2 separate regions of the Homo sapiens genome follow, and region 2 is linked to region 1. Evidence: chromatin loops called from intact Hi-C (ENCODE). Cell type or tissue: PC-9. All regions are shown on one strand. Each heading gives the region's core, and the rest is flanking DNA. Links, peaks and the distances in the headings are about the cores only.

Region 1 (2,912 bases), core at 120-2,619:
GCTCTGTTAATTGGAGGCATCAACACAGCTGGACTAGAGCAGAATCTAGCGAAAGTCATCAAAGGAGAGCCATAAGACTGGATTGTAAACAGGAGGAATGAATTTCTATGTCTCAATTTTAAAATGTGGGCATCTGAGACCCAGGAAGAGGAGGCTCAGTGGTGGGCAGCACTTGTCAGTGTCTGGGTATGGGATCCTCGAGTACTGGTTTTGGAGAATTCCGTGGCAGAGTCTCCTCCCATGACCTGCTACATCTGGTTCTTTTTGCTCTGGTTTGCTGATTTCAATGTAAAAATCACTTGGTGGGCCTGCAGGGAGGAGGGGCTGCCTCCACAGGGCATCCCTCTTCATATTGATATAAACCATGGAGAAAACGACATTCCATATTCCTGGCTAGTTTTTGGGTGGGTGATGGTACCATCCCCAGGTTCAGTAGGAGAGGCAGATTTTGGGGACAAAAGTGTACGAACATGTGTATGAGTGTGGGTTTGGAAATGCTGGGTCTGAAGAATCTGGAGGGTGTCATGCAGAGAGTTCCGGGGGTTGATTATGATTCTGGACCTCAGGAGAAAGGTAAACTGGAAAGAGCTGTCAACTGAGAAATTGTTGGTAGGTAGATGGCACAGGAAACCACAGAAGCAGGTGAGAGCTTTCAGGGAGAAGACGCAAGGGAAGAGGCCAAGGACTGGATCTGGAGGAACAAAGAGTGGGTGAGGAGCTGCCCATGGCAGCCACTGGGAGAGAGGGGAGGACATCCAGGAGACAGTGCATGAGAGACAGGGAGTCAACTGGGCTCAGCGCCAGGGAGGGTGCTGGATTCCTTAGCAAGATCAGCATAGGAGAGGTGGGGCCATCACAAGGAATTGGAAACAGTGGGCACAGCTCTTTAGAGAAGTTAGATTATGAAGGGATGAGCAAATAAGGTGTTAGCTGGAGGAGGAAGCTGAACAAAGGGAGGTTTGGTTTCATTTTCTTTCTTTTTTTTTTTTTTAAAGTGAGAGACTTGAACAAATTTTGAATGAGGATGGGAAGGAGCCTGCAGAGAGGGTGAGGTCTGTGATTTGGGAGAGAGGGGCTGATTGATGGGTGAGGTGCCTTGTGGGGAGGGTTGGAATCCAGATGGACTGGTCTTGGACAGGCCCTGCATGCTTCTCTCCTGAAACAGAGGGAAACAGAGAGGCTGGGTGCAGGTGGGGTGGTCCTTCAGGTCTGCCAGCTGACTTTTTGGGGTTTCTTATCTGATGGTTTCTATTTTCTCTGGGAAGTACAGCAAGGGTGATCTGCCAGGAGTGAGGAGGGGAGAGGTAGAGAGGGCAGTTGAAATAAAAGTTTTTGAGAAGCAGATTGTGGCTGATGCCATGGGGCTTTCCAGAAGGCATTTCTGCTGATCTTTGCTGAAATGTCACCTTAGAGTGGCCTTCCTGACCCACCCCCATCCATAGTGGCAGCCCTGCCCCTTACTCTGCTTTTTTTCTTTCTGGAGTTATCACTACATGAAATTGTATTCTTGGTGTATTTGATTCTTTTTATTTTCTTTCTCCCCACTTGGAATGTATGCTGGTGGGGCAGGGCTTTGTCTTGCTCACCACTGTAACCAGAAACTAGCACTGTCCCTGGCACAATGCCCATGTGTTGGAAGAGTGGATGAATCTCTGGGGGGAACCAACTCTGGGCAGCAAAGCCACCCATGCGGACTGAGGACAGATGACTGCATCCCCTTGGACTCTTGGGCATTTCTTGGGTCCCTGCCTTCCTGCCTTTTTAGCTGTTTGGATGTTTTCCTGCATTCCTCCTCTCATCTGATTGGGTGCTCCTGAGTCTGGAGTTCACCTTTGGATGCTGAAGACAGGAGGGATGTTGGGGGCAGAGCACAGGCTTTGGAATCTAAAGACTGGGGCACGATGCTAGTTGTGTGACTTTGGGCAAAGCCCATCATCACTTCCTAGCCAAGGCATGGTGGCTAGAGAGTCCTGGTGACCACACTGATCTCACCCAAAGTCTCTTTGCTCCTTCTATTGAGCTAGGGGTTCTTTCTGTATGTTATCTGTTCACATGTACATGTGTAATGGTTTATTTGTCTTTGAAAGGGAGGATGGAGGATGAAGTCATGTTTGTCACCAGCATGGGAGGAAGTCACCTCTCTGCTCCCTGGGGTATTTTGCATTCGATCCCCTCTTTCCAGGCTCTCCATGGCTCTGTTCAACCTCACAGCTGAATCCCCAATGAGTTTTTGTACATTGAGTCTGCTTTTCCCACTGATTTTTATAGTTATTTCAGAGATGCTACATCTTCTCCCTTTTGGTTGTTTTTTTCTTGGCTTCTAGCTCTTTAGCTTTATTTAAAAGCTTGGCAGTGGCTTGGACTCATGCACACATGGAGCTCTGGTAATTTTGGGGTGTGGGGAGAGGGCCCATAGTAGGGAGACAGCTGAGACTAGGGCACCAAAGGGCACCTAAGGGTGTCCATCCTGAAGGAGAGCAGTCCTAGGGGGTTCTAGCCCCCAATTCCCAATCCCTGCAGGACTTCCCTGGGCAGTGGGAGCCTGTGTGGTCCCAGAGGGAGACCCATGGGGAAGGCTATGGGCAGGTGTCTTTCACTTTAGCGACTAAGAAGCCTTTTGAGGAATTAAGACTGTCCAAAGATGGTTGGGGTATTTTGAAAAGAAGTTTCCTGTCACTAGAGATGTTTGAGCACTTGGGCAGGGATTCTTACTGGGTGAAGGTGCTGGGCAGGCACCCTGTGTGCTGGGAATCCGAGACCGACATGACCTGCCTTGAGGGAACTATGACATGCTGCCGAAAAGGAAACCCCTTCGTCTTTCTCCTCCCTCACCTTTTGTTTTTCGAAACTCTTATCCCCATTTTGTGAGCAGACTGATTTTCATTCTGAAGCAGCCCCCTGGGGCACTGTAG
Region 2 (2,912 bases), core at 282-2,781, 58 kb after region 1:
CCCTCTGGGGGAAGGTGCCTGAAGAATCTAGCTGCTTTGAGTTGGGAGTTCAAAGTTGGCATTCTAGTTAAAAGAGTAAACTGGAGCTACGAAAAGTCACCGTATCAATGGCACAGCTTTTAACGGTCCAAATATTTGAATTAAGAGGATTCTGAATTGCATGATTACAGACACCTGGCATAAAGAAATGTAAATCCTCTCTGGAAGAAGCTTACATCAGCCTTAGTTTACAAGGAATTTGGTAAAAAACTTGTCTGGTACAAAGTAAAAATTTTCCAGGTAAAAAATGAGCCTGGATGACTTGAAAAACAAAACAAACAAAACAACAATCCAGCAGATACAACATAATAAAATAATATCCACAGGAGTTTCAAATATTGGAATCATGAGAATTTTAAAATAGTTTTTCTTACTCAGTACAAGGAGATAAAATTTCAGCAGGTAAAATTTAAAAATTGTAAAAAAATAAAATAAATAAAATAGGGAGGGGGCTCTAAGATGGCTGACTAGAGGCATCTGGTACTCACCTCTTCCACAGACAGGAAGCAACATAGCAAGTAGATAATGACACTTTGAATAGATGATCTAAGGGAGAACACTGGAATTCAACAGAGAAGCGATGGAAAGCACCAAAAGCAAGGAAGGAGAGGAAAGTGAGGCAGCCTGTTTGGCGGGGATCAACTGGGAGTCTGGAGAAGCTCCTTAATATGGGAAAAGAATAAGTGAGAGCCCTCCAGTGATCCACATTCCCACCACGGACTCCTACAATACTAGCTATGGAAGAGCCCACTAACCTTTGCAGGCCCTGAGACTGACATAAGGAGCTGCCTAGAGATTGCATGAAGACATTACTCCAGAGAGAGAGCTCACACTGGGTCCCACAAACCCCTGAGTCCTCAGCAGCTGCAGTGTGGCATCATCTGGAGAGTTCAGCCCCCATCAGACTGTGTCTTGCCTTGGGGTTCAACAGCCTCTACATCTCCACATCCCTGAAGCCCCAGTGACATTCCCCAACAGCTGCTGCTGCTGTTGCTGCTGGGGCCAAGGTGGGAGCCACTGCCAGTGACCCTATCACCCCCAGCAGAGGGGTGGGCACACATTTTCATGCACCCTGCGGACAAATTCCACTGCCTGTAACTGTAGCTGCTGTGGGCTGCTGCAAGGGCCAAGGTGCTAGCAAAGCATGAGTCACCCCACCCCCAGCCCCCAAAAGCCTTTTGCTTATGGCTGCTCCAAATAAAAGCAGCCCCTCCCTCTCCAGTAGCAGGGCCATAGCACAGCTGCTGCCATTCTCATCTGAGCATTCTGCTAGCAGCCTGGGGACCACCCTCTCCCTGCCTACCATAGCCAGCACCTGCATATACTACTGGGGGGTCTGAGGGCAGATCTGCTCAGGCTGGCTCCACTCCTCCCAGTACCTGAGCATGCTGTCTAGGGTCCTAGAGACTGCCCTGCCCAGTCCATCACTGGCACCTGAGACCTTCTCTTGGGGTCTGAGGTTGGGCTCACTCAATCTGCTGCTACCACCACAGCTGGCACCCACCCGCATGTGCCAACTGCAGGCCTGGGGACTGGCCTACTCAGCCCATCACAGCCACCACCAATACCAGTGTGGACTGCTTAGGACCCAGAGGGTTGTCCCACATGCCTGATGCCCAGGGGCTCAAGAACTCACCCATCCACCTGGCCCACCACTGCTATTTCCAACGCTCAGGCAAGCCACCTGGAAACCAAAGAATTGGCCTGCCTGGAGCAGCCAACACTGGTGCTAGTATACATCACCCTGGTGCCCAAGAACAGGCATACTCAGCCCACTGCAGCCACTGCTGGGACCCGAAGACTGGCCCATGTAGTATCCCAGTTCCTAGCAAAGCTTCACCACACTTTTCACTAAGCACATCCTAAGCCACTGAGAAAATCACAGACAACAATGATGCTGTTTACAGTTGAAGAAATCATACAGTGATTACACTACTGCACACACCCAGAATCAAAGCCAAAGCATCCTACCCAATGAACACTACACATACATTTTCAGGAAGAGTCCTCCCCTATGAAAGCAAATTCAAAAAATTAGAAGAAGCAACTGTTACACAAGATGCACAAATACCAATGTAAGAACAGAGGAAACATGAAAAGCAAGGAAAGAACACAGTAATTCTCTAGCAACAGATCCCAATCAAAAATAAATTTACAAAATACTGGAAAAAGAATTCAAAATATTGACCCTAAAGAAGCATGGTGAGGCCGGGCGTGGTGCCTCACGCCTGTAATCCCAGCATTTTGGGAGGCAGAGGCAGGCATATCACCTGAGGTCAGGAGTTCGAGACCAGCCTGGCCAACATGGTGAAACCCTGTCTCTACTAAAAATAAAAAAATTAGCCGGATGTGGTGGCATGTGGCTGTATTCCCAGCTACTCGAAAGTCTGAAGAAGGAGAATCGCTTGAACCCGGGAAGTGAGAATGCAATGAGCGGAGATCACACCATTGCCACCATTGCATTCCAGCATGGGCAACAAGGGCAAAACTCCATCTAATAAATAAATACAGCAAGCATGGTAAGATATAAGAGAATGCTGAAAAACACTACAAAGAAGTCAGACAAGAAATTCAGGATATGAGTGAGAAATCCATCAAAGAGACAGATATAAAAAAAGATGGCTCACACCTGTAACCTCAGCACTTTGAGAGGCTGAGGCAGAAAGATTGTTTGAGGCCAGGAGTTCAAGACCAGCTTGGACAACATTGTGAGATCCTATCTGTATTTAAAAAAATTAACCAGGCATGGTGGCACATGCCTGTAATCCCAGATACTTGGAAGGCTGAAACAGAAAGATTGCTTGAGCCCAGGAGTTTGAGGCTGCAGTGAGCTATGATCATGCCACTACACTCCAGCCTGGGTAACAGAGTGA

The links. Peaks named below come from ENCODE experiments on the same cell type or tissue, not always from the same donor. Only the 100,000 strongest peaks of a DNase experiment are listed, where the experiment ranks them.
Region 2: it touches region 1 in a loop (2.8-fold over the local background); 1 of 110 quality-filtered maps calls a loop at or near these places.

Annotation. Positions count from the first base shown.
Region 1 is chr1:46,803,458-46,806,369 of GRCh38, forward strand. The region is part of intron 1 of CYP4B1 (cytochrome P450 family 4 subfamily B member 1); the gene reads left to right. Among named protein-coding and RNA genes, the nearest start is that of CYP4B1, 5.9 kb to the left of the region's middle. In PC-9, for the core only: no CTCF peak of the experiment used is centred there; DNase peaks (open chromatin) are centred at 1,104 and 1,654; H3K4me3 peaks cover 537 bases; H3K27ac peaks cover 2,500 bases.
Region 2 is chr1:46,860,957-46,863,868 of GRCh38, forward strand. It overlaps the pseudogene CYP4Z2P. Among named protein-coding and RNA genes, the nearest start is that of CYP4B1, 63 kb to the left of the region's middle. RefSeq lists an enhancer at 627-1,233. In PC-9, for the core only: no CTCF peak of the experiment used is centred there; no DNase peak of the experiment used is centred there.